Linked DNA regions of Homo sapiens: region 2 is linked to region 1. Evidence: chromatin loops called from intact Hi-C (ENCODE). Cell type or tissue: mammary epithelial cell. All regions are shown on one strand. Region 1 holds the start of CAPNS2 (calpain small subunit 2). Region 2 overlaps MMP2 (matrix metallopeptidase 2).

Region 1 (5,000 bases):
TCTGAAGGTTCTTCAAGATCAGTAGGCACATTAGATATCCATACTTTGTAAGTGCCTCCACAAATATTTTTTAAGTCCCCACTATACGGGTAGTTGTTTAATACTACTGATAAGATTTTTTTAAATAATTGTTTTTTCAAGACAGGGTCTCCCTATGTCACTCAGGCTGGACCCCCCGGGCTCAAGCGATCCTCCGCCTCAGCCTCCCAAGTAGCAGGGACTACAGGTGTGCGCCAACTTGCTTGGCTAGTTGTGGGGATTTTTTAAATTTTTTTGTTGAAACGGGGTTTTGCCATGTTGCCCAGGCTAGTCTTGAACTACTGGGCTCAAAGCAATCAGCCCACCTCAGCCTCCCAAAGTGCTAAGATTACAGGCATGAGCCACCATGCCTAGCCAGTACTGATAAGATTTCTGACTGGGGTAGCTAGATAAACCAACTTTTAAAAACACATGCACCGCTACCCAAAAATATTTTTAAAGTGACCTTTAAGATCACATAAAAATTTTGAATGTTTCTGGTAGTTTGCTGTTCATAGTTACAGAGCACATGATTCTTTTTCCTTTTTTATAGGTTATAAAATTTAGTGGATTATATCAAGATAAAGTTACTTTTCAAAATCACATGGGATCTTTTGAAATTTAAAAATGTAGATGTATAATTTCACATATTTTTATCACTGAGTATGATTTTCAATTTACATTGATTAAATTACTTAATGTCAGAAATTTAAGAATAATGGCATGGAGTTATATGAATTATATAAATCTTAGGCTATAAATAGTCTTGCATATAGAGCAGGCAAATTTTTAAAAAGGTGTCAAGTTAAATATTGCTTCTAACATTAAAAATGTGCCTTTAAAACATCAAATATTGAATGAAAACTAAGAAATTCAATCACTTGCTAGGCTATTGGTTCTACACAATGCTAAATATTTGGTTACTTGGAAAAAGTCCAGATTTTTTAGTTCTAGTATCCACTCTGATGTCTGAGGTTACTTATACAAATTCAGAAGAGAAAAGGAGAGAAACTTAGGTAATTTCAGGGTGTTTTTCCATGAGCATGCTGGAAGAGAATTGTAAAAGTAGGTAATCCCTCAACTTGAGAAGCAAGGGCAATAATACCACTCCTAGTGTGAGATGATTGTTTTAACTTTTATGAAACATTTACAATAAAGTGAGGAACAAAAATGTGGTTACATTGTTCTTTCCACAACCATCCTATGGAAAGGTTAAATTATAAACCTAATATTCTGAGAATTTAAAAGATGTCTGGCAGCTTTCCCCTTTCTTGGCTACTTTACTACATCCATGCCTAACATATTCCTGGACTTATTCTAAAATAGAGAGATTGTTATTAATGTGTGGTTGCTGGCAGCAGCCTCCTTCTTATGTAACCACACCTGGTCTAAGTAGCACACCAGACCAAGGTTAAATTACAAGTCCCTTGAGGAAAGTGGATGTGATCTCTGTGCTTGGCTCAGTTCAGAATTATATGTGTGTGGTGTTTCATAAATATTGTATGATGGTGATGATGGTGAACACAAAGGTCAAAAGCCAACCTCTCCACATTTCACTGGGGATTTCTAACAGGAAGCTGAGGGATGTTAACAGGCTAGTTACATCATTTCCATAGTTACAACTTTCTTCTAAATGAGTCCAAAGAGGAAGGAAGAATTTATCTGCAAACTCGGGATGACCCTCCAAAGTAGCCTGGGATAGAGACAATGCATTAAAAATCAGAGAAGCAGAATGGGTAGAGACCAATTAAATAGCAGACAGAGGAACCAAGCACTTGCAAATGTAGCCTCTCTAGCTGTGTCTACTGGCACCGGAATCCTGGATTCTGTTTGCTCTGCTATATTAGCCTATTATCAAAATTATAAAGCCAAACCAAGGTCTGTACGCAAGAAAGGCACAACTACCCCAGCTTTTGGGTGGCATTTTCTTGGTATTTCTATCTTCCTTCTCCTGAATGCTGGCAACACTGACTCTCCTGCATGGCCTTAGTTTTGGCTGAGACAGGCTTGAAAAATACTGTGAGGTGGCCCTACTTCAAAGCAATCAAGGCTGTCAACCTTGGCTGATCATTAGAATCACTTGGGGAGCTTTAAACATATTCATCTCTGGGCCCCACCTCTAAAAAGTCTTATTTAACATATTTGGAGACTCAAGTATTAGTATTCCTAAAGAGCTCTCCCAGTGATTCCAAATTGCAGCCAGGGCTGAGAATAATTGCAATAGTCAGCAATATGTGTTCTCTATATTGGTTTACATTCCATTTAACTGATTACTGTTCATGTGTTTTTCTTTTTTTGTTTTTCTTTGTTTGCTGCTTATTTCCTGCCTGTAGTTTTCAAAGATGAACAAAAGAATTTTCCTTGCTCTAAGGCAGGACAAGACACGACAAGAGCTGGCTAACGTCAACAGGGCATGCCTGATTTTGTATGAAGTACGTGTAAGAGCAAACATTTTGATTCATTAAGGCAGCTAGAGACATTTTTGAACTATGAGCATATTGTTTTATTCCTCAATGTCTTTGACTCTCTTTACAAATGTATCAAAACAAAATTGCTAGTGCTTTTTTTTACTAAAGAAACAGAATTAAAGAACTTTAGAATTTTAGATAGTAGCTCCATCATTTAAAAAAATGCTACCCTTATATAAAACTGCTTAATTTCATTGTCTGAACCTGTTTCTTTATGGTTAAATAAGTTTCCTAAAAAGCACTTTTCATTTTTTTACATAATGGGAAAACCAGGTATAAAATTACAAGAAAAACAGATTTTGAACCTCTCTCCTCAACTTTTTAAAATGGAAAATGTATCTCCTGAGGGCTTTCTTGATTTATTCTAGGATTAAAAAAATTCATTCTTAACAACAATAACAACAATAATAAAGTTCCTACTCCTTGGAATTTATTCACTAAATAAGCAACACCTTTTAAAATCTACTCCATTAGAACTCTACCCCACAACCTCCCCACCATATATATGCAAGTCCATATAAATCCAAATCTCAAAAAGCTGATATACAAACCACTCAGAACATTTTTCGTGAAATATCTGTTTTAATTCAGCAGTAAAAGGCAGCACATGATCAGAAATATGTAGGGTTGTGAAAGAGCTTGCCAGGAAATGAGAGCTGTTGCACAGGGTATCAGCAACTGTGTACAGCTTGGCAAGGTTTTCAGTCCTGTCCTCCAGGGAGGATCTTGACTTCTCAGTTCCCACTTCAGGAATACATGGTCAACTGCAGCCATTCTTTGATAGACACTTGAATCAGGCCATCTCTATCTCTATCCAGAGACTTGAAGGCACGAAACATGGCATCCAGGCGGACCAAGCAGCTGATGAAATTGTTAAAATCCATATCTCCATCTTCATTAGCATACCGGCGGACAATCATTTGGTAAAGTTGTTCATTTAGCTGGAAGCCTGCGGCCTGCAGAGCTCCCCGCAGCTGAGAACTTCCCAGAGACCCAGAATGGTCCCTGTCATACTGCTTATAAACACACTGCCATTTCTTGATGTTGTTCCACAGATACTTAAATTCTTCAAAGCCCAGCTTACCAGTCGTGTCACTGTCCATGACAGACACAATGCTCCGGCAGGTGTCAAGACTAAAACCGTCAGTCTTAAGATCTTTGTGCTTAGAAAGGACTTTGTTGAGAATATTCATCAGATCAGTGGCACCCACCTCCATGTCTGGTCCAGCCAGCTGTGTAAATTGTTGCCGAAATCGCCTAACTTCCTCACTTTCTGAGGCCTCCACACTGGTGAAATGCTGCTGAGTGGGAGGCGGTTCTGGAGTATACTGAGCTGCTGCAGCCTCACTGATAAAATTCACAATTCCTCCAACTATCCCTCCAATATTTCTTCCTCCTCCTTCTCTTCTCTGACCACCTCCTCCAAAGAGGCCTCCAAGAGCTTCTCCAAGACCTCGATCTGCTCCTTCCAATAGAGCCTTTGCAAGAAACATGCTTTCAGTTTAACAAGCAAATGCGGCAGCAATCTTAGAGATGGTATGAAAAAAGATGAAATGGAGTTCAAGTAGTTTACATGTGGAAGAACTGGCTTTTCTTTACCTGCTTACACTGCACCACGCCCCATGATGTGATGTTTCACATCCTACTGAAGATACCTGAGTTCCATGAGGTCCTAGCACCTGCCATATTTTACAAGGCCTCAATAAAATTGTTTTCACTCTTCCAGATACTTATAAATTATAGTATGTAGGACACCTTAGGATAATAGTTTTAAAGAAAAAATATTAAAGTATGCATTTTTATGTCATTGATTTCTTAGTCCTCTGTCTCAGCACCTAAAAAATGATGTGCATTTTCCTAACAGGAAAAAGGTAAATGATGCAAGGAAATCAAAAATTTATTCTCTAAGAAATATTTATTGTTAGAATAGAATTGAAGAAATCTTGGGCATTGGAAGAATATTTAATCCTCTTCCTTTAGCAAAGATTCTCAAAATCCAGTAGTCTTAAGAAAAATTTAGAAGGGAGATTTTTAAAATGCAAGGTCCTGAATTTCCACTCCCAGAGATTCTGATTCCATAGGGCTGCTGTGGTGTCTGTGATCGACATTGCTAAAATCTTTTTTGAAATGTAACATTCATGTAAAAAATGTATCATATAAATCACAAATGGATAGCTCAAAGAATTTCACAGACTGCACACATCTCAGAGGCCTCTTCATACTTCTTTCTAGTTACTTCCGTCTTCCAAGGATAACCACTGTCCTGACATCTAACACCATAGATTTATTTTTGCACCTTAAATAAATTAAATCAGACAGTACAGACTCTTTCATTTATTCCTTTTTCATTATAAAAATGTTAAATGTTTTAAAATTGTGATAAAATACACATGCCATAAAATATACTATTTTAACCATTTTTAAGTATAGAGTTCAGTGGCATTAAGTATATTTGCATTGTGAAACCATCACCACCAGCTATCTTCAGAACTTTTTTCATCTGGCAAAACTGAA
Region 2 (5,000 bases), 66 kb after region 1:
AAAAAAAAAAAAAAAAATTCAATTGTTTCAATCTGAGCTGATTGAAGAAAAGAAAACAAAAACAAAACCAAAACACAACAAAAGCCCAGAAGAGCCCCCTCTGGGAGTGGAAGAAGGGAAATGGCTGTGAAATAAGCTCTTTTATTCCCTGTTTGCTCATCTCTAAGATGAGGATAAAGATTATCAACCTTCTAGGGCTTGCAGTGAGCATTAAGTCAGATAACATATGCTATTATTAAAAACAATAACTCCACTTAACACAAGCATCAAACTAAGCACATTCCATGTACCAGAGGTGGCAAAACAGGATATATCCAGTCCTGTCAGGCCCACAGATGGGTTTTATTTGACTCTCACAAGTTTGTTTTGTTTTGTCTTTAAATCTGAATAACTTGCCAACATGTAAACATCCAAAAAGTCACACAGAAGTACAGATTTCTGGCTTCCTTTAAAAAAACTAGAATATCTAATATAGAATATCTAACAACACCAGGCCCCATTCTTTTTTTTTGAGACCAGGTCTCACTCTGTCACCCAGTCTGGAATGCAGCGGCATGAACACGGCTCACTGCAGCCTTAAACTCCTGGGCTCAAGCGATCCTCTCTGCTCACCCTCCCCAGTAGCTGGGACTACAGGTATGCGCCGTCATGTGTAGCTAATGTTTTTTAAAATTTTTTTGTAGAGATAGAGTCTCACTATGTTGCCCAGGCTGGTCTCAAACTCCTGCGCTCAAGCAGTTCTCCTGCCTTGGCCTCCCAGAGTGCTGGGATGACAGGTGTGAACCATGGCAGCTGCCTAGGCCCCTAATCTTGCCCGCCAATAATTATCTGAAGGTGAGAAGAAAGTGTCTCCTGTAAATGAGGCATGTGCTCTGATTCCGCACAGACTCCACAGTTCCCCACTGTCTGCCCCTGCCTGCTTTACTCATTTGTGCTACCTGCCTGACACATGGAGCTGTTGGAGTTTGTGACTCCTGACATACATAATCTCATTTACTATTAATATGCTAGCATGTAGTAGGTGCTCAATAGATGTTTATTCTTGAAGATAACTCCTAATCTAGCATCTGATTGTACACTGCATTTTCTTGGACATGTAAGACCTTCAGCTACTGGAGGTCAGGGCCTGTGCTTAGCATACAGTAGGTGCTCAAAAAAAAAAAAATCTGTGGAATTTAGTTGAAATCTCCTCTAAAAAAAGCCAAACTGGACCCATTTCCAGGACCCTAGAAAGCTCACAGATGCCTCCTCAAGAGTATGATTTTCAAACTCCAAATTCTATCCCTCGCTGCTACTGGTTGTGTTTTAATCAGCAGGGGGCCAGGGGCAAACTGGTTGAGTGGAGGATCTTTGCCACATGAGCAACAGAGCATGACAAAGTTTGCCTTGTCTCAAATGGAGCCATCCTTCTGCTAATGGGAGGTGGTCACAGGCCTCCTGCAAAACGCAAATGGGCCTGGATCAAACCCCAGAATGAATCCACGGCACAGAGCCCATGTTCCTTCTCCCCTGGCCCAGGCCTTCCGCCCTCCCCTGCCCTGGCTCCAGGCCCTGCAGCTGTGAGAAGTCTTTCTGGGTCTTACTGCCTGGAGCCAGGCCAAGGAGCAGAGGTCAGGGATCTGGAAACCTTCCCAGCACTAGGATGAAGGAGTTGATTTGTTTTCCTGGGCGCCGCCTGCCTGCCTGCCCTGCACAATAAAGAAGTGTGTATTTGCAAGGAGCTGGGCCCTGGCTAGGGGCGGGGAGTCCTAGAAAGCGGAGACAGTCCTGGGTGGCTCACCGCCGCCCTGCAGGTCCACGACGGCATCCAGGTTATCGGGGATGGCATTCCAGGCATCTGCGATGAGCTTGGGGAAGCCAGGATCCATTTTCTTCTTCACCTCATTGTATCTGTAAAGAAACAGACACAGTGAACCAGCAGGGCCTCTCTAAAGGACACTTCCCCCCTGGCCTGGATGGGAGCACCCAGCTGATGGCTCCTGGATAGGCCTCGGAAACTGGACCTAGCCCTTCAGGGAAGCAGCCAGCTGCAGTGGAAGGAAGGGCATGGAATCAGACCTGAGTCTGAGCCTCAGATCTACCACTTTTAATTATATGACTTTGGATGACCCCATAAAAACAATCTCATGATTACTGCTAACATTTATAAAGCACTTACTACATGCCAAACAGTGTGTTAACCACTTTCCATACAGCTACAGTTTTACCAGCTGTAAAATGGGGTTGTGTCTAATTTAGTGTATTTAATTTAATGCATGCATTAAATAAAACAGCACATGCAGAGCCTCTATCCCCATGTCTCATAAATATTTAGTAGGTACTTAAGAAATGTTAGCTCCCTTACAAACAAATCCCTGCTGTAATCCGAGGAGTGCTAAACTAGAAGCCCAGGGATGGGAATCTGCCCCATCATTCTTTCACTTCATGGCTTGGAAAAATTGCTGCTTCTTCATCTGCCACAGGGAGATGACAGTCCCTGCCCTGGGAGATGACCATGGCTGGGGCAGTGAGGTTACAATGCAAGGTGGAAGGTACGTGTAAGTCCAAGGCCTGTTAGTCACAGGGTGGGCCACATGCCACCTCAGTTCCGGCGGCAGCAATCCTGGGCCCCGCCTTTAATTCAGGTAAATACTTTGGGCATCGGTTAGTATGTTCTTCTCCCTGGCTAGCAATCCTTCTGTCTTTTAAGATTTTTGGAGAACTTTTTAAATGCTGCTGTCATGTTGATTCCTTTGCCTCTCCACTTCATTATTCCATAAATATTTACTGAGCTCCCACTATGGGAGCTATGGATATCCTAGTAAACAAGTCTTGCCCAAGTGGAGCTGTTTCTAGATGAATCTGTGTTCGCATCCCATCCTGGTAGCAGCCACCTTTTGCTCCACAGTGCCTCCTAGGGGGCTCCCTTCCTTTCTGCAGCCAGCCTTGACCACCTCCACCCTGGACCCCAACAGCAGCTTTCCCTATATGCTCCCTTCTAGAGGAGACTTCTCCCTCAAAGGGACTTCTCCCTCAGCCATCACCCCGAAGAACTAACGCCTTCCTTAATCCCAGGTGCAGCATAAAACTCATTCTTACAAAACCTGGCATGCTTCCTCATGCCCTGGGTCACCAAAACCAAGTTCCCTAGCTCAAAATCCCAACACTCCCATCCAAGGCACCTCCACTGAGCCCTCAAACTACATTCCCTAGCGTTAGGATAGTTTGGAGATGTGTGTCCCACACTTGAACTGGCCCTCATTTCTTTCTCATTCTACCCACAGAAGGTGGGGATGGCAGAAGTCAAGCCCATTTTACAGATGAGGAAACTGAGTCTCAGATAAGAGAATTAGTTTGCTTCCAAGTTCTTTTCATCCAGAAAGAATACAAGCACTGTGGTGTCAGAAGATGTGGTACTTCTCTGCAGCTGTAGAAGTTGCCATGTATAGCAGGTGTTAAGAACACAGATATTTGTGTCCCAGCTTTTCCTTGAGCCACTTTAGCCTCAGTTTCCACACTTGGGAAAAGGAGCTAACAGTATCTACCTCAACTGAGAAATATAGGTGACCTGCATAGCCTCAGGCTGGGCTATGGTAGAGGCCCCATACTGAGAGCCATCATTATCTGATTCAAATGTGTTTACATAATTTTCCCTCATTCTACTATAAACTACATGAGGGCAGGGTGTGATGATTTTTTGACCCCCGTCTCTCCAGCAGCTAGCTAAGTGCCTGGCACACAGCAGATGTGGAACATATATTTGTGGCTTAGTGAAAGCTTCTACAAGCAGGGCCTGAGCTCTTCTTGGCATGCTGAAGACAGCTGCTCAGCCTCTGTCACTCTGGGGCTCTCTCTCCTTCTCCAGCAAAGATGCCTCTGGGGCCTCTGCAGACTCCACGGCAGGGCCAGTGTCACAAGCTCATTCACCACTTCTCTTGGAATAGAGATCTGTCTCCTTTGGAAGCCAGCCCAGAGCTTCTGATAGGCCCTTCAGCTCTGTCCCTTTTCAGGAAGTCTCAGGGTGGTTCCTCTGTAGAGCACGCTGTCTGTCCTGGCTCTGGCTTTGGGAGGTGGGCTTGTGTGGAAAAGGACTGGGAGGCAAATAACTCTGCCTGGAAATCCAGCAAGGCACTGCCACAACCTCCATGCCTGTGTGTGTGTGTGTGTGTGTGTGTGTGTGTGTGTGTGTGTGTGTATGCGCACATGCGCACACAATCATGTTCCTATATGCTAGGAACAGGTCTGTTTTTGCATGTTTACATAGATACAGTGCATGGAAAAGTGATTTAAAAAGTTCTTCCAACACCATAATTTGAAAACTTCAGGGCTTTAGGATTCTAAGATTCACGTTTCTGTGAGTCTGTGCGGCTCACCAGCCACAATTCTAAGACTTGGAGATTCAGGGCTCCTACAATGCTGAGATGCCATTCGCAGTACGCGTGTGTGTGTGTGCGTGTGCGTGCACACTGTCTGGGGCTAGTGTCTGGAGCTGGTGGGTGGAAAGCCTGCTCTGTGGTTTCCTGCCTGACTGTTTTCTTTCTTGAGGCTTGAGATATCAATCAGCTTAGGTTGCTAAGTGTCTTAGCAATATGTCTGGAATTCCACCCTGACATGGGCAGGCCTGGGATATAAAGAGTTTCTGAATGCAGGGCAGCTGGGGGGCAGAGTAGTGGGGAGGAGGGAAGGGGGAGAAGACAGAGGCCTTAGGAAGTAAGCGGGATTGTTTTGGGGATGGCAGACAAAGGCCTCAGGAAGTGCCCTCTAAAATTCTTGGGTAGGGCCCAGATGCAGTGGCAGCCATGGAAGGAATGTGGGGATACCAGGAGGGAGGGGATGGAAAGACACACCACAAGTCTTTGTGCCCCGACCACTCTTTCCTCACTAATCAAATGGACTGGCAGGTATAGTGGAGGGGGTACTCAGTTAGAATACAAGAGAAGTAGCTATAATCCTGGCTTTGTGCAAATACACATATCTCTATAGCTTGAACAAGTTATTTAATTTCTTTGGACCTCCGTTTC

The links. Peaks named below come from ENCODE experiments on the same cell type or tissue, not always from the same donor. Only the 100,000 strongest peaks of a DNase experiment are listed, where the experiment ranks them.
Region 2: it touches region 1 in a loop (4-fold over the local background); 2 of 110 quality-filtered maps call a loop at or near these places.

Annotation. Positions count from the first base shown.
Region 1 is chr16:55,565,736-55,570,735 of GRCh38, reverse strand. The region is part of intron 11 of LPCAT2 (lysophosphatidylcholine acyltransferase 2); the gene reads right to left. CAPNS2 (calpain small subunit 2) reads right to left here and starts at 4,052. Exons shown (of 1, transcript NM_032330.3): 1 at 3,049-4,052. The coding sequence starts at 3,979. The coding sequence ends at 3,233. In mammary epithelial cell, no CTCF peak of the experiment used is centred here; DNase peaks (open chromatin) are centred at 1,495 and 2,415; H3K27ac peaks cover 3,481 bases.
Region 2 is chr16:55,499,669-55,504,668 of GRCh38, reverse strand. MMP2 (matrix metallopeptidase 2) reads right to left here. Exons shown (of 13, transcript NM_004530.6): 12 at 1,781-1,890. Among named protein-coding and RNA genes, the nearest start is that of LPCAT2, 6.9 kb to the left of the region's middle. RefSeq lists an enhancer at 1,675-2,176. In mammary epithelial cell, a CTCF peak has its summit at 2,910; a DNase peak (open chromatin) is centred at 4,488; H3K27ac peaks cover 2,703 bases.